3 separate regions of the Mus musculus genome follow, and regions 1 and 3 are each linked to region 2. Evidence: chromatin loops called from intact Hi-C (ENCODE). Cell type or tissue: heart. All regions are shown on one strand. Each heading gives the region's core, and the rest is flanking DNA. Links, peaks and the distances in the headings are about the cores only.

Region 1 (9,665 bases), core at 1,666-9,665, 150 kb after region 2:
CCCATACCCATTTTTTGAGAAATCAATCATTTTAGAATAGACATTGTTTAGATCTAGAAATCCTCTACTCCCTCCTTCTCCTTCCCCTCTTAAGGACCTATAAAAACTGGGACCCCTTTCCCCTCGGGGTTGACTCCTCTACCCCTGTGTGGGATACAAGTCATCCCCAGAGCTCTGGCTTTCCCCAAATAAAACCTCGTGTGGTTTGCATCGTTTGGTCTCTCGTGAGTTCTTGGGGGTCTGCTATTTTCCTGAGGCTTGAGTGAGGGGCTCCCTTCAGGGTCTTTCAGTTCCAAGGCCTCATGCCCATTAGAGGAACCCTGTGTCAAGCCACTGTTACTGTTAGTGTTTGGTGTTTTGGACTGGACTGCTGATATCTTGACAATGAAGATTGGTATTGCCCTAAAGAACTACTTCTAAACAGGTCCACGTTCCCCAACTCCCGTTTCCTAGCAACCTTTCTTCCCCCTTACCTCTGGTAGGTGGGCTAGAAGGGAGGTTGAAGTGTTTCAGTACCCTTATTAAAGTAGGTTTTGAAAACTCTAAGCCTACTCTTAGAGGTACTAGGCATTGAACCTGAAGCCTGCATAAGCTAGACAAATGCAGTATTAGTTAATTACCCCAGCTCCTCATCGGTAAACTCCAGGCGAGTGCTTTAGCACAGAGTCATGCCTGGGTCACTCACTGGTAAATTTTAGGTAAGTACTCTTCCACTGAGCCACACCCCAGCCCTTCCCTGGAGGGGATTCTAGGCAGGGGCTCTACCACTGAGCCACGCCCCCAGCCCCTCACTGGGGGATTCTAGGCAGATGCTTAGTTAGTTTGTTTGTTTTTGCTTTTTGTTTTGAGATAAGATCTCACTAAGTTGCCCAGTCTGGCCATGAACTTACTGTGATGGTGCCTCAGCCTTCCAAATATCTGGGACTACAAGTCTTCACCAACAGATCTGGCTTCTGAGACTGAGCCTCTCTCACTTCTGTAGCCCATGCTGATCTTGAGATAAGAATCACTTGCTTCTGCCTCCCAAGTGCTGAGATTCTGCATCTGTATCACCACACCTCATTTTCTTTTAACTATCCCCATATATTTCTCTTTGTCATCTCTCCCTGGGCCTCTTCATGCCTGTTCAGGTTCTGAAGTAGACCCCGTGATCTCCCTGTAGGGATTAGGAACTCAATATCCCATGTCAGGATTATCTATAGCCCTGGCCTAGGCTGGCGTCAGGCTCTGCAGAGCATGTCCCAACTTCTAATGGCTTCGGGGAGACTCTTTTCAAGGTAGGTCTCTCCATTTCAGTGCTGTCTGTGGCTAGGAGCCAGACGCACCGTGCCTGCAGCTTGGGAGGAAAAGCTATCATCAGCAAACTGTCAAGATGTTAGGGTCAGTGCTAAGCTTTGAAGCTTCGTGCTTGTGACTGTATCCCCACCCCACAGGGAGGGGCTGCAGAGCAAAGCCCGCAGGGGTGGGAGGAGAGGGAGCCAGAGACTCCCTTTCACAGCCTCTACACATGATTCTTTCTTTTCTTCTTTTTATTCACTCACACATTATATCCGGTCTGCAGTTTTCCCTTCCTCAACTCCTCTCAGTCCTTTCCCCACAAATTCCTCCCCCCCATCCCCATCTCCTCCATTTTCCTTTAAAACACAGAGCAGGTCTTCCACTGATATCACGCGAGCACAGCATACAATAAGACTAGATGCAAACACTCATGTCGAGGCTGGACGAGGCAACCCAGTAGTATAAAAAGGGTCCCCAGCACAGGCAAAAGCAGTCAGAGATAGCCTCCCCCTCCCCAAATCACAAAGTTGGGGGTCTCACAAGAACACCAGGCTACTCAACCACAACATATGTGCACGCGGAGGACCTAGCTCAGACCCATGCAGGGTTTGTGTCACTTCAGTTTTCACACATGACTCTTTTCTTTTCTCTTTCACTGTCTTCTTGTTGTTGCTGTTGTCTCCAGTACTAGGACTTGAACTCAGAGCATTGCATGTGCTAGGCAGGGGCTCTACCGCTGAGCGCCCCCAGCCACTCACTGGGGGATTCTAGGCAGGGGCTCTACCACTGAGCCACGCTCCCAGCCCCTCACTGGGGGATTCTAGGCAGGGGCTCTACCACTGAGTCACGCCCCCAGCCCCTCACTGGGGGATTCTAGGCAGGGGCTCTACCACTGAGCCACACACCCAGCCCCTCACTGAGGGATTCTAGGCAGGGGCTCTACCACTGAGCCACGCCCCCAGCCCCTCACTGGGGGATTCTAGGCAGGGGCTCTACCCCTGAGTCATGTCCCCAACCCCCTATTGGTGGATTCTCAGCAAGCTCTGTACTGTTGAACAACACTTCAAGCCTCCCCTCTGACCCAAGCCTAGGGGTGGGGTCAGGATCTAATTATGTAGCCTTGGTTGGTTTGGAACTCACTATGTAGAGTATGCTGGTCTTCAACTCATCTGCCTGTGTCTGCCTCGCAAACTCTGGGATTAAAAATATGTGGGCCACCACACGGAGCTTCCAAGCCCTTTTCCTTTTTGGGACACTAAGCTGTCCAGGATGGCTTTTGAACTCACTCTGTGGCAGAGCAGCTTTTGAATTAGTGATCCTTCTGCCCCAGTCTCTGGGATAACTGAGCTTGCAGACCTGGCTTTCTTGGTGAAGGGTCTTCAACAGGACCAAGTGTGGCAAACACAGCTCTGGTAGGCCTTGCTTGCCTTTCTCCTCCATTCCCTCCGCCTTGCTAAAAACCATTAGATTACATTCCTAAAGCTGCTCACCGAGACCTATTTCCTTATTTCTCCACTTTTTTCTCCTGGGGCTGACCACCAAGGTCCAGCTATCAAAGTATTAGTCCAGCAAGCAAAAGTTCCCGTTGAATGTCCTAATTAACCTGCCCAAGCAAAATTAACATCTCATCCTAACACAGGGTTTCCCCCTTTACCTTTATAAACCACCATTTTTTCTATGTGCCACATCTGTCTTCTGTCTATCCAGAGGCAAGTCCCTTGTGCTTGAGGAGGGATACCCCTTCTGCCTCTCCCTAATTCCCTTCCCCATCTCCCTCATCCTTTATCTCCTGTCTTTGCATCTTACTCCCCATCCTTGTCTTTCTGGGGCAAATAAATCTTCTTTGTGCTGAGAACTTGGCCTTGGATGGGTGTCCTGAGCCAATACTGCTCTTTTTTATCAGGCCTAGTTTTCTTTTTCTTTGCTTGTGTCTCCTTTCCACACCCCCTCCCCCTTTGGTGTTCTCTCTCTCTCTCTCTCTCTCATATTTCTCTTTCTTGTCTTATCTGCATTCATGTCTGTGTGGCACATGTATTGCTAGTGCCTGTGGTGGCCAGAAGAGGTGTCAGATCCCCTGGGACTAGAGTGAATCATTGTGAGCTATCATATGGGGGACTTGAACCAGGGTCCTTTGGAATAGCAGGAAGTGCTCTTAACTGCTGAGCCGGCTCCCCGACTTTTTTTTTTTCTCTTTATCTCTACTCTCCTCTGTCTCTGACAATGTTTTCTTTTGTCCCTTTGCAGCCTCTGGTTTATTGAAGGGTAGTGGTTAGAGCTTCAGTGTCTGTGGTGAGTGCTCCAGTGTGATCTTGGGCAAACCACTGCATCTTTCTTAGTCTCAGTTTGGTCTGTAACATGGGGTAGCAATCCTTCTTTGTTCTATAGGGAGAATTAGGGGTGTCATCGAGAGCTCTTTTCTTGGGAAGCATAGTTTAGTCTTTTGTAATCGTCTCTCTCAGGCTCTCTAGCTTCCATCCCACGGGCCCCGTAGTTGATATCTCCCCTGGTGACCTTTCCCTCCTCGGTCTTGGTTTCTCTGCCTCTCTGTCTTTAGGCCCCCACATTCTTTTCTTTCCAGCTGGTTTCCAGAAAACGTTAACTCCCTTCCCCCTTGGTTTGCAGTACTGGAGACCAGACCACGGGAGCCATACATGTTTGCAAGAACTCTATTAGCGAACTATATCTTCAGTACTTTCAAAAATTAACTTTGAGACAATTAAGTTGACTTTGAGCTCATTCAGTAGCCTAGACAAGTCTCTGACTTTGCATCTGGTAACTATAGGAGAGCCTTGGGATGGGCGTGTCTTCATTCCCTCTGCACCAGACCTTCTACTTCCTCACCATAAAACAGTGGTTCTCAATCTTCCTAATGCTGTGGCCCCCAATAATTCCTCAAGTTGGGGTGATCCTACACATAAAATTATGTTTGTTGCTACTTTATACCTGTAATTTTGCTGTTGTGAATCATAATGTAAATATCTGATCCCAGATGAGTCTTGTGGAAAGGGGATTCGACCCACCGCTCTTCGACTGCTGCCATCACGGGTTGATCTCTTCCAACTAATTCAGCCAAGTCAGATATACATCAGTTATTAAGATATTTACTAGGAAATGATACAAACAGACAGGAAAAGGGTGCATCATAGAATAGGTTCTGTGCGTATAAGACGGGTATTTCACCTTTGTCACGTCATTCTTTCCATGAAGATGGGCTTAAGATAGGCGGGGTAAAGTACTGATACGTGGCAGGCCCAGGGTTAAGGGAAGATCATGTGAGAGAGATATCAATGGAGGCCTATGACAGTGAACCCCAACTGGAAGAAGGACAGGGGTCCCTGGGCGCAGTACTCAGCGAATGTGCATACACAGCTGGAAAGGCCTTGGCAAATTGCCCAGCCCTGAGCTGAGCGGGGTCAGGTCGATGTCCTCAGGATCCACCAGCGGCTGCAATGTGAAGTTCTGCAGAATGGAGGTGAAGTATATGAAGAGCTCCATGCGCGCCAGTGGCTCTCCCAGACACAGTCGACGTCCTGTGTGGGCAAGAGGGCCGAGAGCAGAGGTTAGGTAAGAGAGCATGGGCTGCATCCCATATTCTTAGAGGAAAATGTGTGGGTTTGAAGATCATGATCGGGGATATCGCTGACACAGGAGGGAATGAAGCCGAGGAAGCTGCCGATATGAATGCAACTGTCTGGGTTCAAATCTTGTATCAGAATGTTACCACAGATGGGACAGAACTGGGGTGCAATCCACTGTGATCTGGCTACGGAGCCCAACTCATTTGGCCCCTTCTCAGAGACAGCATCAGGCACACAAAAGGCAATTTATCTGACATTAGTCCTCATTTCCTCCTTCTTGTACGGAGTAATTAGAATTCCCGCCTCCTTCGTTTCCCAGTCCCCTTCCCCCAGCTCCACACCTACCCCCCACCCCCGCCCCCGCTGCAAGGTAGAGTTAAGAAAAACCAGGGCCAGCAGCGCCACCTAGTGGGAGTTTAATAATCATTCTTAAGCGGCTTTCACCTTGGTGTTAAAGGAACCAAATTGGAAAAGGGAAATTTCTGTATGCTAAGCCAAGGATGGGATGGTTTGAAGAGTAGGGTTAGAGTTACAGTTCACTCCATCTCTTACCAGCCGAAAATGGCATGAAGGCGGGGCTCTTTTTGAAAGAATGATTGTCGTCCAGAAAATGTTCAGGATTGAACTCCTGAGGCGTCTTGAACTGGTCCGAGTCGTAGTGCACAGTGTTAAGGAGTGTGATGACATCTGTGCCCTGTGTGGGCGAAGAGACAGTCAGTGAATGTACTCTCACTGAGGATTAACAAAACTTTATTTTATGTCTAAGTGTTTGCCTGTGTGCAATATGGGTGTAAAGTTTCCTGGAAATGGTGGTTGTGAATTGCTATGTGGATGCTAGGAATCCAACCTGGGTCCTTTGGACGTGCTCTTAACTGCTGAGACATCTTTCCATTCTGAAAATGGGTTTATTATTAATTTTTTCCCCCAAGCTCGAGTTTCTGTGCTGCAAAGATGGAGCACTAGGGATTTGAAAAGGTGGGACTCTACCTAGGTCCCCTAGAGATAGGTGCTAGATGCTGTTGTTGAGGTCTGAGAAATGGATGTGGGCCACCCTTGGTCCTGAGCTTTGTAGAAGCAGACGCGGGATTTCTGAGTGGGGGTGTGCTGGGGTGCAAAGTGGGGTGGGGTGGGAGTTGGGGTGGAGTGTTTGGAGAGGGTGTCCTCCAAGAATGGTATTTTGGCCTCAGGAGATGTTTAGATAAAATTCCAGAGCCCAGTAGTTCTGGAAAGGGGTCTGAGGAAGGGGCTTGAGATAGGAAGGTGTATGGAGTTCCGATCTCTTCTGATATGAAGGAACTCTGTTTTAAAGCATCTAAAATGGCTAAGCCAGGGGTGGTAGAATTCCAATACACTGGAGGAGGAGGCAGGAGCTTCGGGAGTTCAAGTCCAACCTCAGTCACGTAGGGAGTTCAAGGTCAACCTGGGCTATAAGGGAACCCCCCCCCCAAAAAAAAAAAGACTGGGGAGATGGTATTAAGGGCACTGGCTACTCTTGCAGAGAACCTGTGTTCAATTCCCAGCACCCTCTTGATGCCTCCCAACCATCTGTATATTCAGTTCCAGAGGCCACAGCGCCCTCTTTTGGCCTCCTTGGGCACTGCATGCATGTGGTACACAGCCATTTAGGGGAAACACCATACATGTAAAAAACAAAATTAAATATTGGAAAAAAATATTGGCAACTTCCCACCTCTGCTGATTGGTACCCTGGGAGCTGATTGCTAGGGTCTAGGGTACCTCTTAGCCAATTACAAAAGCTTGAGGTACCCTTCCTAGGTTACCCCTATGTCATTTTAGGAGCCCAGCACACCTTGGGTATCAGGAAGCCCCGGAAAGGTGTGTCCCGAGTGACACGGTGAGGCAGGTTCATGGGGATGACGTCAGCAAAGCGTTGCACTTCGTGGATCACTGCATCTGTGTAAGGCATGGATGTACGGTCTTCCAGCGTCGGCATCCGCGAGCGCCCCACCACACGGTCAATCTCTTCCTGCACGCGGGCTGGAGGTAGAAGGAGAAGGTAGTGAATGATGGTCTCTGAGGAACCGCTGGGACTGGGGCAGGTTTGTGGGAGTTCATGGGACAGGATCAAGTCAGAGCTTTTCTAGTTGTAGGCAGTGGCCTGTCATCATTGCACGCAGGAAGCTGAGGCAGGAAGATAGCTGTGAGTTCTGGTTAGTCTGGGTTTCAAAGCATTTGTTTTCAAGAGGGAAAAATGTTGATTGTTGCATGGGTTTCTGGGTGTGAGTTTGTGTAGGTGGGCTTTAGGGCTGTTTGGATCCTAGGATCCTCATTTGATTTCTGGAAGGGCTTTGAGGCTCATGGACCTAGTGTGTGGGCAGTGCAGCTATCTCCCGCAAAGCCAGGAAGACACCCAGGAGGCGGAGCCTGGGGAAGGGGAGGCTTATGTGCTGGAGGGAGTCATGTTATTCAGAAGAGTTCAAGGTTCTTAGCAGACCTTGTGACTGGGTCTCAGGGGCGGGGTTTTGAGATGACAGAGGAAGAAGGATTCAGAGGCCAGACAGACAGTCGCATGTGTTGTGGGCAGGGCCAATAGTACTCAGGTATGGTCGGGAATGGCACTGTGTGGACCCTGAGGGCCTCTTAGTTGGTTTGGCTTGTATGAGAGGGTTGTTAATGGAGGGCTCTACTAGACCCTCTGGACGGGGTAGGGTGGGGGTGGAGGGTAGGAGAAGGGAGGAGGTAATGTAGAGGGGACATTGCTGCCCGTGTACCTTGCACTTTGGGGTATTTCATAAGAATAAGGAAGGCGTGACGCAGTGTGGTGCCCACGGTTTCTGTGCCACCGAAGAGCAGGTTGTGTGTGGTCATCAGCAGGGTATCCATATTGAAGTGGCTCAGTGGGTCTTGCTTCTCCTGTGGTTGAAGGATGGTACTATGAGTCAGGGACTGGGAGAAGCTTATACTTCGGAGCCTCTGTGATCCACTCAACTGCTACCGTCACTAGTCGCTGGCTCTGTCCCTCTCTTGAGCTAACTTTTTTTTTTTTTTTTTTTTTTTTTTTTGGTGGGAGCCGGGTAGTGTGAAGGGAGAGAGAAAAAGTGACAAGGCCCAAGGTGAACAATTTGGCCAACCACAACGGCTTAATAATTTGTTAATTGGTAGTCGCTTTGGGCAGCTGTCCAGCAGGGCCAGGTGCCACAGCTTCAGGACTCTACCCAAACTGAGATCTGTGCACGTTTGAGGCGGGGAGCGGGAGGGGGCAGCAGGAGGGCTTCACACCAGCCTAGAGGGAGAATCTTCATCCTACAGCTACCTGTGCCATCTTTGTGAGGAAGCAGTCGATGAAGTCCCGGGGAGAGTTGGGGTCCAGGGAATCCTGGTGTTCGCGGACGCTGCGGGCAATGAGATCTTTCATGCCTCCAAAGTTCCGGAACAAGCGTTTGTGTGGCCCAGGTATCCAATCAAGGACACTTGGGAAGATGTTGTACATCTGGGGACCAGAGTTGGAGAGGCTTCGTGAAGCAAGCTTGGGGGTTGATGGATAGGCTAAGCAAAGCAAACTTAAATCAACTCTGACCTGGTCTTGTCATGGGCAGCCAAGTTCTGCAAGGGTGGAACGAGAGTGGGAGGGAGGGGGGCAGGACAGAGGAGGATGGGTGGACCGTGTAACTGGGGGTGGGGTTTTAAGGAGGAGTTCTTTCTATTTTGTCTAGCTTGGTCAGGAACTTGTGGCAATCCTCTCCCCTCGGCCTCCTTAGTATGGGGTTTATAGGCATGTATCTCATCACTGGCCCCTGGTACATTTTTGGACCCTGTGGACCCATGATCCCATCTGGTTGACCTCCGAGTGCTTACCTCGCCCCAAGGGCTGCTCATAATCTTGAAGTTGTCATTGATAAAGTGGATGATGGTGAGCAGACGCTCATCGTCATAGTCGAAGCGACTTCCGAAGACGACAGAGCAGATAATGTTGGACACAGAGCGGCTCAGGATAAACACGGGGTCAAAGGGCTTGCCTGAGGTGGAGAGATGAAGTAGGTCAGTGTGAAGCTCTGCCAATACAACATGTGCCAGATGGAGTGCTCCCACGATTCCTGCTTGCTCAGAATTCACCCACCGTGAGACAGCACCTCACAGTCCAGAATGCTCTCACGAGGCCACGCAATGTGCAATATGACAGGCCACGCAATGTGTGATATGACAATACTCCTAAATAATTTGGCAATGTCATGTACAACAAAACTCTTGCAGAACAAGAATACATTACACTGCCCACAGCACGGCACACAGGTATCATAGCCAACAGCTGCCCACAAAATCACCAGTGAGTACAGCCAAAGAGTCCTAAGGGTGGTTAGCACCTGTAACCCCTGCTGAGGCAGGATGGTTGCCTCAAGTTTGAGGTCAGCCTGGGTTATAAGGCTCAAAACTGTCTCAAAATCAGACAGCTAGGGACCAGAGGGCTTCCTCAGGCTATTAATGATTGCCTATAACTCCAGGAGATCTGACCTTCCTTATGACCTTGGCAGGCACCCCTGAACACTCTGCATGCCACAAACACATATGCATACAAGTAAACCCTAAATTAATAAAAAAAATAGACATTTGTTTATAGTGGTTGACCTCTGCAATCTCAGCACTTGGGAGGCAGAGGGTAGGGATCAGGAGTTCCAGGTTATTCTTGGTTGCATAGAGAGTTTGAGACCACCCAGGGCTATGAGAGACTTTGTCTCAATGAAAGAAACCAAACCAAACCTCATAAACCAACCAAGCACAAAATATGCCAGTACAGACAGCCCAGGGACATCCCAAGGCGCAGTCGCAATGTACCACCTCATGGTGTCAGTA
Region 2 (9,974 bases), core at 719-8,718:
GAAATACAGCATGTGACACTAACAGACTACACTTTGTCGCAGGAACCCCACTTCTGGGACACACCAGGGTATATATACATGGAGCACGATGGGAGGAAAGTGGGCAGATGATAACTAATAGTCAGGCACATACAGCCTGGATGTGCTACAGAAAGCTAGGATTTGAGGGTGTCAAGATGACTAAGTGGTCTAAGGCGCCAGACTCAAGAAAAGTATTATTCAAACTGGGTATAATGGCACGCATTTGTAACTCCATTGAGTCGCAGAGACAGAGCAACTGCCAAAAGTTAGAGTCTAGGCTGGGCTAGTGATTACCAGATGCAGTCAGAGCTACATGGGAAGGGAGACCCTATCTTAGGAAAAGAAATAAAACCATGATTCATGTAATGTTTAATCTTGTCGTCTTAGTGGGATTAAAAATTTTAAAATTCAGTGTGTGTGTGTGTGTGTGTGTGTGGTGATCAGAGGACAACTTTAGGGATTGTTTCTCTCTTTCCCACTACTACTTAGGTCATGGGTCCCAGGGGTTGATCTGGTTGAACTCAGGTCATCCAGCTTGGCTGAAATTGCCTTTCCCTGCTGAGCCATCTCACTGGCCCTGCGTGGGACTTAGAATCAAGCCTTTGGGCTAATCTGTGTCTTCATAAAGTTAATTTGGGCAAGAAGAACTATCCTAAATATGAATGGTACCACCTTCCATACAGAGGGGTCCTAGGAGGAATAAAACCAGCATTCAAGACTCTTCATGAGATCAGCCTCCATGCCTTCTCCACCAGGCTGGCTGCTGTTCCTTCAAGCCCACTCACCCTTAAGTTATTTTGTCAGATATTTATCATATCGAGGAGAAACATGTGGGAAACATGAAGGCTGCAAGATCTCACCCTGCTACTGCCATACAACATTATCCAGTTTAAAAAGGACGGCTGGAGAGAGCGCAAGGTAGTTACAGGCACTGGCTGGAACCAAGTTCAGTTTCCAGCACCCACATGGTGGCCTACAACCAATTCCAGGGGATCTAGTGCCCTCTTCTGGCTTCTGTGTATACCAGGCAAGCACATGATTCTGCTAGAATCATTTTATTCTGTGATCAGTTTTCCTCTATGGCAATATTTTGTGTGTGTGAGTGTATGTGTGTGTGCAAGTGCATGTGCACGCGCGTGCGGCTTCTTTTTGTTTGTTTGTTTGTTTTTTCTGTTTGTCTTGCTGGAATTTTTGTTATGTTGTCATTTCCCCTTCTTTTGCCTTTTCCTTTTCCTTTCATTCATATGAATTATACACACACTCTTTCTATATATATCTCTATCTATCTATCTATCTATCTATCTATCTATCTATCTATCGAGAGAAAGTGTGTGTACATGTGCTTTGAGACATGATTTCTCTGTAGCCCCTGACTATTCTGGAACTCACTCTGTAGACCAAGCTGCCAGGCTGGCCTTGAACTTAGAGATCCACCTGCCTCTGCCTCCTAAGCACCAGGAGATTAAAGGTGTTTGCAAACCTCCTGATTGCCTTTTTCTTGAGATAGGGATAGGGCCATGATTTTGAGGGCGAGGTTTCTTTTTGTTTGATTGATAGGGCATGGTTTCTTTTTGTTTGATTTGTTTGATTTTTCTTGAGATAGGGTCATGATTTTGAGCTTAAGGTGTCTTGGGGCACAGTATGTATCCCAGGCTGGCCTTGAACTCACTGTCTTTCTGGGTCAGGATTCCTTCTTGACCAGCCTTTGACAGGGTACCCCAGAGAGTCTTTCCTAAGCTCCATGCCTATCTCTTCATTATTCTTGTCTCTGCCAGCCCTACCTCTCTCTGATACTGAGTTTTGCATATCCAAGCTGACCTTAAACTCACTTGTACAGCGGAGAAAGACCTTGAACTCCCGTCTTTCTGCCTCTTCCTTCCAAATTTGGGGTGACATGTGCTCACCACCATGGTGAGCTCTTGTTTTGACTTGTTATTTCCCAAACGGTGCTGGGGATGAACCCCAGGGCTAGGCAAGTAAGTGTTCTAGTGCTGAGCCACACACTTAGTGCTTATATGGACAATGTTTTTAAAAAGATTTAGTGTGTCTGTCTGTCTGTCTGAGAGAGAGAGCACATCACAGCGCATGTGTGAAGCTAGAGGACAAGTTTTGGAAATCTGTTCCTTCTTCCACCATGTGTGTTGTGAGAGGGGAATGGGACCCAGATTTTCAGGTTTGCTGGAGTGACCTTGTTACCAGCCCAAAACAATTTTTTTAAATCAGTGATAACAGGGGTTGAATGGACATATTTTCTCCACTAGTTTTTTTTTTCCAACATGACTTTAAACTATTACTATTCAGTGTGCATGTGTGTGCCATGGTACACATATGGGGGACAGAGAACGCAACTTTAATTTTTTCAAAATTATTTATTTATCTTATGTATATGAGTGCACTGTAGCTGTCTTCAGACACACCGGAAGAGAGCATCAGATCTCATTATGGATGGTTGTGAGCCACCATGTGGTTGCTGGGAATTGAACTCAGGGCCTCCGGAAGAGCAGTCAGTGCCCTTAACCACTGAGCCATCTCTCCAGCACCTCAAACACCTATTTTTGATGATGGTTCTTAAATGTTTTAACATTCCTTTTAGCCCACCACTCACCAGAGGTAGTGGGAAAGAAAGGATATGGGGGAAGTGGACCTGTTTAGAAAGGTTCTTTGGAGCAGCTCCCATCTGTGTTGTCTGGAGATCAACAGTTCAGTTCACAGGTCAGCAGTGGCAGCTCAATCTACTCGCAAACATTTCATGGATACATCAGCAGTCCAGTTTAGTAGAGTCGGGTTAGCAACAGTGGTGATGTGACCTAGCAGAGACAGCCAGGCCCCAGCCTCAGCTTGAGTCAGCAGGAAGGACCAGGAGGAATGCCTGGAGAAGTTCTAGGCTGTGCCTCTCTCAGGGAAGCGAAGATCAGAGAAGATGTGAGACCCACAAACGTTACACAGCTAGCTGTACCAGCGAGCCAAGCTCTGTCCCCATCACTGTCTGCCTAGTCCTATTTATGCCCTCCAAACATCATGTGTTCTACATGTGTCATGCCTCAGCATGCGCATCTGTCTCAGCTGACATCACTCTGCCAATCAGCCCAAGTCCTGGGAAGCAGCAAGAAACTGCAGCACACCACCAGAAGTTTTTTGATGTGTTTCTCTCTATGGCATCCCAACAAATGCAGCTCGACTCTGCAACGTAAGGTGAACCAATGCATGTGTGTTGTTAGCAAAGACTCGCTCATCACGTGTCCTTTTACGTGCTTGCTTTAGCAGAACATCCTCTTTCCTGTGTCTGTGTCAGTGAAACGTCCCTTCACGAGTTCACCTTAGCCTTTCACACCTGTGTCCACTTTAACAAAATGTTCCTTCACCCACGGGCCCCAGCAAAACACCAGCCAACACAGCTGCCTTTCCAAAGAACCCTTAAGTTTCCACGTCCGAGGACAGTCCTCGGGAGTTTATCTGGGACTCAGGGTGTTGGACTTGTGCAGCAAGCATCTTTTACTAGCTAGCCATGTCCCCAATGGGACTTCTGAGTTCCCTCAGGGTAGGTTCTGTGTCACTGCAAAAACCTTAGCATGCAAAAGAAATATTTTCCCAACTTGGGGTGGTGCGGAGAGTTGTGCATAGAGGAGGGATGGAGACTTAACAGGCATCAGTGATTGCCTGGGGTGGGATAGGAATAAGGAGTGACTACGCATGGGTGAACAGGTCATTTTGGAATGACCTTAATGTTCTAAAGTAGAATTCACAATGATGGACGCTCAACTGTAAAATCGCCATCGATTATGAGATCATTTAAAATGTGAACTTTATAAATAGATTACATCTTGCTTTAGATTTATTTAATATACGTGAGTACACTGTTGCTATCTTCAGGCACAACAGAAGAGGCAACGGATCCCATTACAGATAGTTGTGAGCCAACATGTGGTTGCAGGGAACTGAACTAAGCTAGATGTTATGTCTGTGCACTAGGTATGTGCAGTGCCTGCAGAGACCAGAAGAGGGCAATGAATGGCCTAGAACTGGATGGAGTTACAGCCGCCACGTGGGTGGTAGGTTTTGAATGGATCTCTCAAAGAGCAACCAGTGCTCTTAACCGCTAGCTATCTCTCCACCCCACCCCCCAAGTAGATTATATCTTAATAAAGCCGCTGGACAAAATAAAATCTGTGAGGCGGTAGTGATACTCCGCAGAGTCAAGGGTCGGGGGTGGGGGAGTTAGAGTGGGATGGGGCTAAGGAAACAGTCAGGGAGGGTGAGATAGGATCCCAGTCAGAGTGTGGGGGAAGCAGGCAGAGAGCTGGGAGCAGGGTGGGGTGCTGTAAAACCATAGGCAGTTGGATTGCGGGGAGCTGGCAGAAAGTCTGGAGTGGAATGGACACACAGACAGGATGGGGTGAAAGCAGAGGGTAGGGTGGGATGAGTGGATAACAAAGATCATAAGATGGAATGGTAGATGCAGGCAAGAAGTGGGGGTGGGGCGCAGGCAGAGAAGAGTCCCGTCCTGATTTGGCAGGCTCGCGCTGACAACGCTGTTTTATAGGCGTCCAGCAGAATAGCCAGATCCGAACTAGGGGAGTCAAAGAGGGCTTCCCAGAGGAGCAAGCTGCCGAGCCAAGGCCTGAGGGATAACGTTCCTCCTGGCTCTGACGACAGTTGTTTTTTCCAAAAATGATGTTCTGCCTCCCAGTCCTTTTGAGTGTAAGTCCTTTGCTAAGCCAGCCCTCAGGCCACTCCATCGCGGCGCAGCCAAGGTCACCAGGGGGCGCTTTCCAGCCGCACTCCACCCTCTGTCCTACTATGCGCTATCCTATCGCGAGCGCAGGATTCATAGCTCTCACAGCTAGGGTTGACTGCGTTGGCCGCGGCCGCCGGTAGGAACCAGTCCTCTGCAGCATCCGGAGGAATCTAGATTCTCCCAGCTTAGATGAGAATAAAGGACTGAACAAGGATCCTGGGCGCTGCTCCTGGGAAAGAGGCACAAAGGCCGGGCTCCACAGTGGCTGGGAAGCTTTCCTAAGCACTAGGTAGGAGGTGCCAAAGCAGCCAGTAAGGATGTCCCTCCAAATGATGTAATCGGAGGGTTTATCCGGGTTTCCTAGTTTTATTCTGATAAGGCTGGCCTTTAACTCAATGATCCTCCTGCTTCAGCCTCTAGAGTGCTGGGATTATAATCATATGCCACACCGGGCTTTTTCCTGGGTCCATTCCGAGGGAACCTAAGCCTGGGGACAGGAGGTGGGGTGAGGGGACCAGACTATGAGTTCTGTGCAGGAAGAGCAAGAACCTCCATGCAGGCCATGGGAGAGAAACTGGTCCAGTCGGGTGGTGGTGGGGGGGGGGGGGGGCTGGGGGCGGTAGGGAGGTCTTGATGAGATGCCCATCTTTGGCGCTACCTCTGGCGTTCTCCACCTGTTTGCATGTGCATGGCTGATGAGGGGCAGCGCTGAAAGACCTCCTTGGTAACAGGAAAGGCTGTGCAAAAATCAGCCTGGGGTTCCCACTGACTGAACAAAGGCTTGAGGGTGCCCAGATGAGGCTCATCTCTAGCAGAGCCCTCTAGCCATGCCTGGGGTCTGCATCCCAGCACAGGTGTTGGTTAAAAGTCCCTGGTGCTGGGGTAAGTTCTTGACGCTAGATCCCAGCCTGTTTCTACCCCAGCTTCAAGGCTGGCCAGAGGCTGGGTTTGAGTCCCAGCTTCTTCCTTCTTCCCAAATCAGGTGTGTGACCCCCATTAACAAATAGGAACAGGAGCTGGAGAGATGGCTCATCAGTTAAGAGCACTGGCTGTTCTTCCAGAGGTCCTGAGTTCAATTCTCAGCAACCACATGGTGGCTCACAACCATTTGTTATGGGATCTGATGCCCTCTTCTGGTGTGTCTGAAGACAGTTGACAGTGTACTCACATACATAAAATAAATCTTAAGTTAAAAAACCAAAACAAAACCGTTGTTGGTGGGATTGCAAGCTTGTACAACCACTCTGGAAATCAGTCTGGCGGTTCCTCAAAAATTGGACATAGTACTACCGGAGGATCCCGCAATACCTCTCCTGGGCATATATCCAGAAGATGTTCCAACTGGTAAGAAGGACACATGCTCCACTATGTTCATAGCAGCCTTATTTATAATAGCCAGAAGCTGGAAAGAACCCAGATGTCCCTCAACAGAGGAATGGATACAGAAAATGTGGTGCATTTACACAATGGAGTACTACTCAGCTATTAAAAAGAATGAATTTATGAAATTCCTAGGCAAATGGATGGACCTGGAGGGTATCATTCTTGAGTGAGGTAACACAATCACAAAAGAACTCAAATGATATGTACTCACTGATAAGTGGATATTAGCCCAGAAACTTAGAATACCCAAGATACAATTTGCAAAACACATGAAACTCAAGAAGAACGAAGACCAAAGTGTGGACACTTTGCCCCTTCTTAGAATTGGGAACAAAACACCCATGGAAGGAGTTACAGAGACAAAGTTTGGAGCTGAGGCGAAAGGATGGACCATCTAGAGACTGCCACACCCAGGGATCCATCCCATAATCAGCCTCCAAACGTGTCTCTAGCTGCATATGTAGCAGAAGATGGCCTAGACAGCCATCATTGGAAAGAGAGGCCCCTTGTTCTTGCAAACTTTATAGGCCTCAGTACAGGGGAATGCCAGGGCCAAGAAGTGGGAGTGGGTGGGGAGGGGTGGGGGGTATGGGGGACTTTTGGGATAGCATTTGAAATGTAAATGAAGAAAATACCTAATTAAAAAAAACCAAACAAATAGGAACAGAATATCGGCTTGCACAAAACCATGTTATTTTAAGGGAGTACAAAATATAGTTTGATATGCATTTATCTTTTCTTTTTGCAGCACTGGGAACAGAACCAGAGCCCCATCTATGCTAGGCAAGCACTCTATCACTGAGCCACAGCCCCCATATTTGGGGTGTGTGTGTGTGTGTGTGTGTGTGTGCGCGTAGATAGAGCCTTGATGCTTCATGTTGCCCTGGATCAAATTAGCTATGTATCCTTGGATGGCCTTGAACTCCTGATTCTCTTGCTGCTAGCTTCCAAGTCACCAGGCTCAGCTCCCCAGTCATTTTTTTTTAAAGGTCTCATCGATTATGTTCAGTGACTTAAGCAGTAACACAGGGGTTTGAGATGCTAGTGGACACCAAGTATGGGGCGCACATCTCTAATCCCATCACTATAGACACAGAGGCTGGCGGATCTGAGTTCTAGGCCAGCCTGGGAAACATACTAAGACCTTGTCTCTCGAAACAAATAAATGAAAAACAAAACACACCCAGGAACTGCCAGGGGAAACTTTGGCCCAAGTTTTGGAAAGTGAGACCGACCGACAGGCCTTTCCCAGGGTGGTCCAAGATGTGTTTTGATGAGCCACTTGGAATGCTGATCTCAGACCAATTAGCAATAACTCACAATGTGCCTGACTCCTTGGTTTCAAGTCTGTTAATAATTAAGAAAGCAATGATTAACTGTGGGCTCCCTCTACCATCTACACGGCAGATGCTGATCACCAAACCATGACTCAGAGGTCAGGTTTAAAGCTCAGGGACATGTTTAAAATGACAAAAGGCTTTTTTTTTTCTTTGAGCCAGGGTCTCACATACTCCAGGGTGGCCTCAGAGACCCACCATAAGCTCAGGATCTCCCTGCTTCCGGGCCCCCAGTGCCAGGATCACAGGCAGGGACAGCTATGCGGTGGGAGAAGCTCCACGCAGGGCCCTCCGCTCGTATGCACACACCTTGATTTCCCAGTGGCCACCATTATATTCTTCCTTTATTGGCTGTCCTTGTATAATACAAATCTGCAAGTTTAGATACAAAAAAAATCTGGAAATAAAAGATAGAAAAGTACCCGCCAGGCACCCCCTTCTTCTTCTCCTGGGACCCCTCCCCAGCGGGCACCGACATGAGGTAACAGAGTCTTCATCCCTCCCACCGCCCCTCTCCTGGGCCCCCAGTCGGGCCCCACCCCGTGAGACCTTGGCCCTCCGGAAGACACGCCCCGAATCGAATCGGGGAGGGGGCCAGGGCAAGCACAGCATTGGCAGTGAACACAGCGTGGGCAGAGAGGAAGCCCTTAGCTTGTGCTGTGTGTATGGGACAAGGAGAGGACGGACCAGGCTTAAGTGGGCCTCCCTCCTCCACCCTGCCCAACACTGGAAGGTGGAAGGGCACAACAGAAACTAGGGAAAGTAGCTTGAACAGAGGGCATTCCATGACTGGGGCTGGGGAAGGGGCATCACCAGCCTAAGTCCGGCAGTGAAATGGTTCCCTTAGCCAGGCTGGGTCCATCCCTGAATTCCATCTTGGCAAAACCTAGGCATCACAATATTGGTTCTGTAGTGGTTTGTGAGGGGTGGTGGAGAGAAGGGCTTAGAGGGAGCATTGAGGGGCGCAGCTCAGGGAGCAACACTAGGATAGAGGCTGGGCCTCCCCTCCTGAGCGCGGTACACCTGGGGCTGATGGAGCGGGAGCAGGGCAATTTGGGCTACAGTTCAATCTCGAAGGTCTTCTGCAAGTCACCAGAGAAGGGGTTGGAGGGTTTCTCCACAGCGGGTTTGCCTTCTAGTGCCGCCCACTGGGCCTCGAAGGGGTCCAACTCAGGGGCAGGGGCAGGCGCTGGCTCTGGGGGCCAGGGAGCCCCATTGGGGCGCGGACGGGCCTGGCCCCCAGGGGCACTGGGTGCAGCAGGTGGGGGGAAGGCCCCAGCTTTTCCAAGCAGTGTGGCAGGTTGGGGCTGGAGCTGGGCAGCTGAGCAGAAGGCGTTGGCTACCATCTGTGAAGGTGTGATGCCCACCACAGGCACCCGGGGCATTGGTGGATAACCCAGACCTGGGTAGGCGGGCACAAACGGAGGCTGCATATGTGTGGGCGGCAGGAAAACAGCCACTTGGGCAGCTGCAGTGTCAAAGGGCCCCACTGGGGCAGAAAAGGGTTGAAGGGTGGGGGCCATGGTGGGCATTGGTGGCACGGAGGTGGCTTGCTGCTGCTGTTGTTGCTGCTGCTGCTGTTGCTGTTGCTGCTGGGCCTTAGCCACCTGGGACACTTCCTCCAACCATCGCTCAGCCTCAGAGGGTGTCCGCTTGTGCCCAGGCTGGAAGGCAGCTGCAGCGGGTACGGAGGGCTCACCCCAGGCAGAAGTCCCTGGAGAGAGGGTAGTGAAGGGTACAGGTTGCCATGAAGAATCCCAGGCTAGGAGTCAGGGTGGCCTGGAGATCAGAGCCCAGGTTCTACGAGGAGGCTGTCTCTGAATCCCAGCCCTCACCCGCTGTCCTGACCTTTGGCCAGGTGACTTAACTCCTAACAGGTGTGCAGTGAGGAGACCCTACAGTTCTGAGCCTCGGCAGCCCCTGATGAAATGTGTAACCAGATCAATGCTTTCATTGCTTGACATCCACACAGCCCTCTGCCCGTCACTGGCCAGTGCTGTGTCTGATGCTAACAATTCTAAATGTCACCTTAATTCTAGCATTTCTTTTCCAATCTTTTTTTTTTTTTTTTTTTTTTTTTTTTGGTTTTTTGAGACAGGGTTTCTTTATGTAGGCTGGCCTAGTATTTCTTTTAAAAGGGAATTTTATTTTATATGCATTGGTATTTTTGCCTACATGTATGGGTCTCTGAGAGGGTGTTAGATAACCTGGAACTAAAGTTAAACACAGTTATAAGCTGCCATACGGGTGCTGGGACTTGAACCCAGGTCCTCTGGCAGAGTAGGCAGTGCACTTAGCTGCTGGGCCATCTCTCCAGCCTCAATTCTAGTGTTTCTAGTATTTTCAGAGGCTAAGTTTCTATGACAGCACATGTCTTCCCCAGATTGCACTACCCTAACGCAGGAAGATCCTACTGCCTCAAGTTTGTACTTTGCTAAGGCTCTGGGGTTACTTTCTTTTTTTAAGATTTATTTATTTATTCTATGTATGTGAGTACA
Region 3 (9,974 bases), core at 1,269-9,268, 510 kb after region 2:
GAAAACAGGATGCAATTGGGCAGAAGAAGGGTGGTGGCAGGGAGAGGGTATAGTCCAACCAGAGGGGTGAGTCCTGTGCCAACCAGAGCAGTGAGCTCCATGCCAGCTTGGCTTCAGAAGCCTTGGGAGCCGCCAGCACAGTCATTTCTCTGACTCTTATTTAGTGCCAGGCCATGCAAATCAAAGCTCATTTAACCTCAACAACAGGCTTCAACACTGATGAGTACAGCCAGTTCTTCAGCGTGCTGGCTGGATCCCAGACACGTGCGAGTATTTATTTGTACATACTGCAGCCAATCCCACCAGCAGCTCTTCCATATAGTAAATCCTGTTATCTTCATGGCCTTACAACTGCACAGATAAGGCAGAGGCAGGGATAAGCCACGTCTCAAAGTCACCTAGTAGCTCAGATTCAACACTGAGATGTAAATAGAACCTGCCAACTCCATCCCTGCGCTGAGGGAAAGCTGAGAAGGTTAGAGATGCGGTTCTGATTCTGTAGACATGGGACATAGCCTGGGACCTAAAGATCTCCCAGGGAGATCTATGAGCTCTAGAGACCATTGTGTCCACCCGGAAACATTATGTCCAAGTATATTCACATCCCTTGAGCACCTGCCTATTATTTACTTCAAGAATATCTATTGTGAGCCCCACAACGTGCTGGCTACATACGAGGGGTCTATATAAGTAAAAGAGAAGACACGAGTAACAAAAAAAAAAAAAAAATCAGTGAGCTGAACCAGGCACACTCCTTAACAGCAGCATTCAGGCCACAGTTTCAAGATCAACCTGGACTTCCCTATAGGGAACACACACATTCCTGTCTTGGGCTGAAGAGATAGTTCAGGCTGTAAAATATGTGGCAAAAATATAAGGATCTGAATTCAATCCCTGGGCCCACATTAAAGAGGAGGAGGAGGAGGAGGAGGAGGAGGAGGAGGAGGAGGAGGAGGAGGAGGAGGAGGAGGAGGAGGAGGAGATAATCAAGGAACATTGGCACATCCTTTAATCCCAGAGCTGGGGAAGCAGAGGCAGGTGGATTCCTGTGGTTTCCTGGCGATTAGCCCAGCCTAGTCAGCAGCTCCCCCAGAGCTAAGTGAGCTATCCTATCTCAAAAGATAAAGTATGAAGCTTGGGATATTCTCTGTGGGCAAGAGTGTTTGCTGGATAAGTATAAGGACCTCGGTTCGGTTCAAGTCCCCAGAGCCCACATAAAACAAGCTGAGCATGCCTCTGTGTTTCCTGCAATCTCTGCATTGGGCAACGAAGACAAAAGGACCCCAGGAGCAGCTCACAGGCCAGATGGCCTAGACAGAAAAAGTGAGAGACCGTCTCAAGGCAAAGAGCAGTAGAGAAAGACATTGTGTCCTGCACTGCCTCTGCGTGCTTACACAGAATATGTGCGCTCATGCTTCACAGACATGCACTATGAACACACACGCACACACACACACACACACACGCACACACACGCACACGCACACGCGCACACACACACACACACACACACACACACACAGAGGCGGGGAGAGGGAACTCTGACCTTGTGAAACCTTTTTTTTTTTCCTTCAGCAGACCCTGTCAGATACTATGTTTGATTGATCCTGGAAGTTGCCAAACCTGATCTCACCTCAAGGCCTTTGCCCTTGTGGCTCCCTATACAAAAGGAAAGTCACGCCCTCCCCCCCCCCCCCCCTTCAGAGCTCACATTTCCTAAAGCCCTCCCACTATTCAGTCTAAAAAGACCATGACCTGACAGTTTCCTAACTAACTGAGCTCACCTTATTTCATCTTATGACCTGCTTGTGTTGGGTTTTATCTGCTGATATTTACATACCGAATTGGCCGGGGGGGGGGGGCATGATTTTCTTAGTACCAGGATAGTATGTAGTATGGGCTTACTCAACGTTGGCTGATAATAGTTAACACCTTTAATATTCCTTACAAAGGATCAAGCATCCCACACTCCTTGCAGGACTCTAGCCAGCCTGAGCATGGTACACATGGCTCTGGCAGGCTTTGTCTTTCTTCACCTGTTCTCTCTGCCTTGCTAAAAAACCATTCGATTATATTCCTGTAGCTAGCCTCCAAGTCTATTTCTTTATTTGGTCACTTCCTCCTCTTGAGACTGACTATAAAGGTCCAGCTATCAAACTATTGAAGTTCAGCAATCAAAAGTCCCCTTTGGCTGTTTTAATTTACATGCCTAATTAGAACTAAACACCTCATCCTTACAGGGGGTTCCCCTTCTACCCTTTCTTTCTAAATCACCATTTTCCTAAGGGCCGTGTCTGTCTCCTCTCTACCCACGGGCAGTCCTTTGTTCCTCTGGGATAAATACCCCTCTTCCTCATTCCCTTTCCCTTCTCTCTCATCCTCTAACTCCTGTCTTTGTCTCCTTATCCCTCCTCTGCACCCCGCTACCCCACCAGGGGGCAAGCAAATCTCCTTTGTGCTGAGAACTTGGTCTTGCAGCTACCTACCTTTTCATACTTCCCACGTGTAACATCAAATAACCTCTTGTTAAAGAAAAATCTACAGTGAGTTAAGTTTAACAAAATGTTTTCATATGGAAGTTTAAGGTTTTGTTTTTCAATTTCATGAATAATTTTATTGAAATTTTGACAGCAATTGTATTAAATCTGTAAATTGCTTTTGGTACGATGGCTATTTTCACACTATTAATCCTGAGACTGTGAGAACCAGAGGCGGTAGATGACGAAAAGGAGACAAAAATTTCCAGACACAAAGCAGGTGCACACATGAACTCAAAGAGACCGTGACGGCACGCAGCGACCCTCACAGGATGCGCATGCCTCCACAGGCTGCACATGCGCAGGACCGGCACAACTCAGACACAACCCCAGCAGGTGGGGTGGGAGAGCGCACAAAGTCCCACCCAATCCAAGAAGCTCTTCACAAGTGACAGCTGATGGCAGAGGGTAAGAAAAGAATTTTTTTTTTTTTTAAAAGGGAGTGACACTGGGTTTGTCAACCACACTCTAGGTCAGTTCCCAGGCTCAGGAGGAGTTAGCCAACTCAAATAGGACTCCATGGTGTTTTAGTGGCTTTTCTCTTTTTAAGGAGAGAGAGAGAGAGGGAGAGGGAGAGGGAGAGGGAGAGGGAGAGGGAGAGGGAGAGGGAGAGGGAGAGGGAGAGGGAGGAAGAGGAGGAGGAGGAGGAGGAAGAGGAAGAGAGAAAGTTGGCTAGGTAAGGAAGGGAAGGGAAAATTACTTTATGAAATAGATAGATAGATTGGCTATAGTTTGCTTCCTGTGGAAATGGTCTAGTCAGTTGGGAGCCTGTGATTGGCTGAAGCTCAAATGCTGTGATTGGCTGAGATTCAGTTGCTTGGTTAGCACAGAGCATATTCTTAGGCTGCTGTTTGCCCACAAAACAGGGTAAGGCTCACTGTATACAGAGACCATTTTCAATCAGTCTTTATCACCTTGGTAACATGGACATAGGCCAAATTTATCTATTTAGCCCTCTCACCCTCTCACCTCATTGTAACTCCTTTATATACGATGTTCTACAATGTGCGTTTCTCACGTATGTGTTTTTCAGTGTAACTCACTCATCCACAATGTTCTACAGTGTGGTTTTTCTCATTTTCCATGTTTCTCATTGTAACTCCTTTATATACGATGTTCTACAATGTGCGGAGGGTACCAACTATTGGTAGTAGAGATTAATTATAGGTTTGGAAGGTAGAGGTACAGGTTTTTTTTTTTTTAATTTATTTATTTTATTTGTATTAGTATACTGTAGCTGTCTTCAGAAACACCAGATCCCTTTACAGATGGTTATGAGCCACCATGTGGTTGCTGGGATTTGAACTCAGGACCTCTGGAAGAGCAGTCAGTGCTCTTAACCGCTGAGCCATCTCTCCAGCACCGAGGTACAGGTTTTTAAACTTGCTTAAACTGAACACAATAGAAAATGCCAAGTTCGGATTCTTGGCTTCTAAGTCCCCGTTCTTTGCTACTCTGCTGGATATGCAAAACTATGTTTCTGTCCTAGCTCTAGCTTGGCATGATGGGGCCACACAGTGATGGATTTTGAACAATCTCTCCCACTCTGTGTGTGTATGTGTGTGTGTGTGTGTGTCTGTGCCCCTGTGCAGGGGTTGTCACGCATTCTCCACCTTATTCACTTCAAACCTGTTCTCTCCTTGAGCCTGAAACTCATTACTTTGCTTGGCAGCCAAGAAGCCCAAGCAATGCCTCTGTTGTGGCTCCCCTTGCCAGTGTTATATGTATGCTCTACATGGCCATGCCCAGACTTTTACATGAATAATGGGGATTTGAACTTGGGTTCTCATGCTTGCACTCATAACCCAGAGAGATGCCTCTCCAGCCCAGTTTTGAGTTTTGTTAGTTTCCAATGCCTTCCCAAAGCTGACCGAGGGAAAGAGAAATAGGGTAGGTTTTGAAAAAGTGGGGCGAACTTGGACGTCCCCCATAGGTCTATATGGTAATTCAGTACTCAGGATGGCCCTATTTGGAGATGGTGAAACTTTTCGGAGGTGGGGACTTGTGACATGTTCTTAGTCCTGGAGGTATGGCTGAAGAGGCTTTGGGGGGACCCCCATCTCTTCCCCTCCCCTCCCCTTTCTTCTTCTTTTCCTTTTTTTTCTTTTTCTTTTTCTTTTTCTTTTCTGTTCATGAAGTAAGAATAACTTGTCGTACCAAACGTTCCCTGGCACTGCTATGCAACATGCCCACCAGATGGCCCATAGCAACGGGCCCTCCTGCTTACTGTGGGGCCTTCAAAACTTTGAGGCAAAACGAACCGTTTCTCTGTGTAAGTTAGCTTGTCAAGAGTAATGAAATAGAGGTCTGATCTCCTGGGACTGGTGCTCCCCCTGTAGGGCAAATACTGGAACTGCAAGAGTGACTTGGGAAAGGATTCTGGCTATCGAAACATAGGTACTTAGGCTGAGAGACTGTGGCCTGCAGTGCCACTGTCTCATCTATTCTGTAAAGTCCAAGATTACACCAAGTCCGGCTGGGTACCTCAGGACTATAATACTAGCACTCAGGAGGTTGACGAAATAGTGTCTGAGGACAGCAGCCTGGGTTACACAGCATGGCCCTGTCTCTAGATTTTCATACCAAAAATTTCAGGGATCCAGGGACGTGGTAGGTTTGTTTGTTTGTTTGTTTGTTTGTTTTGAGACAGGGTCTTACTAGGTAGAATCACCTGGGAAGAAAGTCTCAGTGAGGCATAGTCTACATTGGGTTGCTCTGTGGGGCTGTTTTTTGATTGTTAATTGATGTAGTAAGACCCAGCTCTCTGTGGTTGGTACCATTCCCTGGTTTTGGGGACCTGGACTATAGAATAGTATAGAAAGTTAGCTAAGCACAAGCAAGGGTGAGTTTGTTCTTTCTGCTAATGACTGCAGATGTGATGTGAACCTATTTGAAGTTCCTGCCTTGACTTCCCCTCCACTGATGGAATAGCATCTGGAATTATAAGCAGAATAAATCCTTCCTCCCCCATGCTGCTGATTGTCAGGGTATTTTATCGGGTCATCAGAAATGGTGTCTCCTTGGTTTAATTGCCAAATCCCACGCTTAGCATCTTGCCTGCCTCCTAGTGGACACCCAGGAAACACTAGTCATATCAATGTGGGAAGACTGAAAAAACAAAACAAAACAAAACAAAAGAAAACAAAACAGAACTTCCCTCCCTCCCTCCCTCCCTCCCTCCCTCCCTCCCTCCCTCCCTCCCTTCAAGGGCATTGAAAAAATTAAGCTATCATCAAGTGGTTTTCCACTTAATGAGCTTTGCAGGCAAAATAAAGACCTTTATTTGTGGAAGCCTCTTTGTGAACATTACACAGGAATTAACAAAATATTTATGTTGTGAAATGGAAAATCACTTTATAACAATGCATGCTGCCAAAGGAATTTTGCAAACAAAATATCTTTGTAGGTTGTAAGATACTTTATAAGCCACAAGGTATTTATAAGGGTTCAGTCCTGTGTACAGTTTACAATTGTACATTTTAAAGGGCTTTGTAAACTTCCAAGCTCTTTTGAAAAAACCCACAAAATATTCGACAAATGCCAGTTTTTTTTTTTTATACTATAGAGAGTGTTTTATAAACATCAAGGCAGGTGCAGAAAGACAACAGCTTTCTTTTCTTTTCTTTTCTTTTCTTTTCTTTTCTTTTCTTTTCTCTTCTTTTCTTTTTTTAGTTGTAATGAGATTCTCTACATTGAATTCCTTTTTAATTGTAAAGCACACTCTAAATCTTTTTAAATTTATGTTTGTGTGTATATGAGTGTGTGTGTATGTGTGTGCAATGTGCATATATGTGTGTATGGTGTGTACATAGGTGTATATAGTGATCCTGTTATGTGTGTGTATGTGTGTATATGTATGCATGTGTGTTGTGTGTGTGCATGTGTGTGCTGTGTGTTATGTGTGTATATGTGTGCAGTGTGTGTGATGTGTGTGGAGTTTGTATGCATGTCATGTGTAGTATGTGTGTGGTGTATGTGTATATGTGTTGTGTTCATGTTGTGAGTGTGATGTGTGTTGGATCTGTGTGTATGGTGTGTGTATGTGTGTGTTGTATGGTATGTGTGTACAGGATGTTTGGTATGTGGTGTGTGTGTGACGTGTGTTGGGTCTGTGTGTGTGGTGTGTGTATGTGTGTGATGTATGGTGCGTGTGTACAGGATGTGTGTGTGAGTGATGTGTGTGTGTGGTGTGTGTTGGGTCTGTGTATATGGTGTGTGTGTACAGGATGTGTGTGTGTGTTGGGTCTGTGTGTATGGTGTGTGTGTGTATGTGTGTGTGTGGTGTGTGCACAGGCACTGGTTGTTTTATGTGGTACTGGAGGTCCAAAGTCAGGTCCTCGTGTGTGCCCTGCCCTAGCACCACCATCACTCCAGCCTCCCCAACTCTCTTCCTTCCTTTCCTCTTTTTTTTTTTTCCTCTTTCTGTTTTACTTTGTTGAGGGCCCTGGATCCCCTCAGCTGTAGTTACTGGCAGTTGTGAGCCACCTTTCATGGGTCCAGGGAACTAAGTTCTGGTCCCCCACATGAGTAGCTTGTGCACTTATATGCTGAGCTGCCTATCTGGCCCCTGATTGCTAATGGTAGATTCCTCCTAGGTCAACCATAAAGTCTGCCCTGAGTATCTGGAGACTACTGTAGGTTGGATGGAAAGAGACTTTATGTAATCAAATGTATGAGTCAAAGAGCTTAGGAGGCCTCACAGTTCCCTTCCCCCCATTTCTTTAAAAATAAGTCTGTGGCTGAGCTCTAAACCCTCCCTTGTGTCTCTTCCCTGCTCATCTACAAACCCCATCACCTGTCTCCCGAGGGCCTCAAGGAGCAGCGCAACACACACACACACACACACACACACACACACACACACACACACACACACACACCCCACACACAACGTCTCTGCCCACCTGCTGGCCTTACTTCCTGACCAGGTGCCAATCAGTGCATCACATAATGTAGTACTGCCATCTACTGGTCAGAAACGACTACTTGAGGACTCCTGCAGGTAGCACAGCTTCTGGGCCTTGGGGGGATAGAATTCTGGCAGCAGAGGTGGGATGGGGAGTAATGGAGCAAGACGGATTAAGTGGTGTGAGGAATGTGAGGGCAGGGTAAGGGAGGGAGTACGAAGAGGGATGGTTAATCCTAAAACCTCTGAGAAAGCCAAGCTTGAACCAACCACTGTAAAAGCAGCTTACCAAAGTATATACACACTTTTGAAGCACTTGTATGGAGGCAATGATCCTACTAGATACCACAGGTCTTTTTGTCATATAAAAAGCCACATGTGGTGGCTAGAATAGGTATGGTCTCCGTAGGCTCACATACTTGGATGATTAGGGACTCACTCTTTGAAAGGCTTAGGAGGGGTGGCCTTGTTGGAGCAATTGTAACCTTGTTGGAAGAAGTGTGTCACTGGGGGTGAATTTTGAGGTTTCAATTGCTCATGCCAGGCCTAGGGTCTGTCTCTTGCTGCTGCCTGCATAGCCATAGCTGGATGTAGGACTCTCATCTACTATGTCTGCCCGTGTGCCACCATGCTCCCTGCCATGAGGATAATGGACTAAACTTCTGAAACTGTAAGCCAGCCCAATTAAACGCTTTCATTTATGAGTTGCCTTGGTCATGGTATCTCTTCAGAGCAATAGAACACTGACTACATCACTCAGTGATGGGATTAGGATTGAGTTGTTGGCTGGAAGGGTCTCATAGATGCCCCCAACAGTATAGGTTATTGCTATTGCTCTTGGTTAGTGTGGTGGTTTAAGTAGGTTTGGCCCCTGTAGATTCATGTGTTTGGATGCTTGGCCCATAGAGAATGGCACTATTAGAAGGTGTGGCCTTGTTGTTGTGGGTGTGGCCTTATTGGAGTGGGTGTGGCCTTGTTGGAGTGGGTGTGGCCTTGTTGGAGGAAGTGTGTCACTACGGAGGTGGGCTTTGAGATTTCATATATAGGCTCAAACTTCACCCAAAGCAGAAGATAGTTTCTTTCTGGCTACCTGCAGAACAGAGTCTTCTCCTGGCTGCCTTTATATTAAAATGTAGAACTCTTGCCTCTTTTTCTGCCTGCACACTGCCATGTTTTCCACCATGATGGTAATGGATTAAACCTCTGAAACTGTAAGCCAGCCCCAAGTAAATGTTTGCTTTATAAGAGTTGCCTTGGTCATGGTGTCTTTTGACAGCAATAAAACCCTAACTAAGACAACTATCTTCCAGAATTTGATGGGTAGTAAAACCCCATTGCTGAAGACACTACATGCTTGAATCCTAGAACACAGGAAAATCAAGCAGGTGCTGACTGGCCAGGAAGCTTCACCCCTATTGGCTAGCATTCGTAGTGTTGGGAGGTGCTATGTTGATTACTGGAAGGGATGAAACCATCAGTCCTACCCAGCTCTGGGCCCTGTGAGCAACAGTGAGAACCAGACTGCAAAGACATGCCCACTGTACAATAGAAAAACTAATATTACGGTACACTTAGTTTGGAACACTTTCTGATTGGATTTTAAGGTCCCTGTCATAAGATACAGCCCATGCCTAGTACCAGTAGGGAGGCCAAGAACACATGGCCAGGTAAATCATAGATCCCAGAGGAGAACCTACTATTGTTCTGCTAACTGAATCTCATACCAAACCTACTCCTAAAGATTTATTTGTATAGTCATAGATTAGTGCATCTCTCACCCACCATCAGAGAAGTTTCTGAGCTGGGCAGTGGTGGTGCACATCTTCAGTCCCAGCGCTTGTAAGGAGGCAGAGGTAGGTGGATCTCTGTGAGTTGGAGGCCACTCTGGTCTGTATAGTGAGTTCCAGAGCAGTCAAGGCTATATAGAAAGACCCCGTCTCAACAAGACAACAACAGCAAAAATAAAAACAAATGAATGGATAAAACAGCCATGCTTAGTTTTTGCAGTAGATGGCAATTGACAGAGACCCACAGCTGGCCACGGTGCTGAGAATAAAAGACTATGGAATGCACACACACACACACACACACACACACACACACACACGTTACTTGCATACACATACACACATACACACATATACACTTGCATATATATGTACTTATATATACACTTGCATATATATTCTTGCACATATATATATACTTGCAGATATATATACTTACATGTATATATACTTGCACATATATACATATATACTTGCACTTATATATACTTGCATATATATTCTTGCACACACATATATACTTGCACATATATATATATATATATATATACACTTGCATGTATATATACTTGCACACACACACACACACACACATATATATACTTGCACACACACACACACACACACACATATATACTTGCACATATATATGCAAGTAACAACAATTAATAAAAAGTTGAATAAGGAGGAGTATATGCTAGCATTTGGATGGAGGACAGGGAAGAGGAAATGTTGTAAATATAT

Evidence for each region. Hi-C counts contacts between places; a loop is a spot of excess contacts. Peaks named below come from ENCODE experiments on the same cell type or tissue, not always from the same donor. Only the 100,000 strongest peaks of a DNase experiment are listed, where the experiment ranks them.
Region 1: a loop joins it to region 2, with 9 times the contacts of the local background. A loop is called at or near these places in 13 of 42 quality-filtered maps.
Region 3: a loop joins it to region 2, with 4 times the contacts of the local background. A loop is called at or near these places in 10 of 42 quality-filtered maps.

Annotation. Positions count from the first base shown.
Region 1 is chr7:27,128,359-27,138,023 of GRCm38, reverse strand. Cyp2f2 (cytochrome P450, family 2, subfamily f, polypeptide 2) reads right to left here. Exons shown (of 10, transcript NM_007817.2): 5 at 8,673-8,833; 6 at 8,131-8,307; 7 at 7,589-7,730; 8 at 6,667-6,854; 9 at 5,409-5,550; 10 at 4,364-4,808. The coding sequence ends at 4,627. Among named protein-coding and RNA genes, the nearest start is that of Cyp2f2, 13 kb to the right of the region's middle. In heart, for the core only: CTCF peaks have their summits at 5,070, 5,275 (motif pointing left), 6,466 (motif pointing left) and 9,646; no DNase peak of the experiment used is centred there.
Region 2 is chr7:27,279,970-27,289,943 of GRCm38, reverse strand. It overlaps Numbl (numb-like), which reads right to left. Exons shown (of 10, transcript NM_010950.2): 10 at 7,794-9,190. The coding sequence ends at 8,535. Among named protein-coding and RNA genes, the nearest start is that of Numbl, 26 kb to the right of the region's middle. In heart, for the core only: CTCF peaks have their summits at 4,003 (motif pointing right) and 4,775 (motif pointing right); DNase peaks (open chromatin) are centred at 4,013 and 4,693; H3K4me3 peaks cover 1,145 bases; H3K27ac peaks cover 778 bases; H3K27me3 peaks cover 1,705 bases.
Region 3 is chr7:26,773,600-26,783,573 of GRCm38, reverse strand. It overlaps Gm51442 (a long non-coding RNA gene), which reads left to right and starts at 1,935. Exons shown (of 2, transcript XR_003946615.1): 1 at 1,935-2,945. In heart, for the core only: CTCF peaks have their summits at 4,879, 5,585 (motif pointing left) and 7,530 (motif pointing left); no DNase peak of the experiment used is centred there; H3K27me3 peaks cover 316 bases.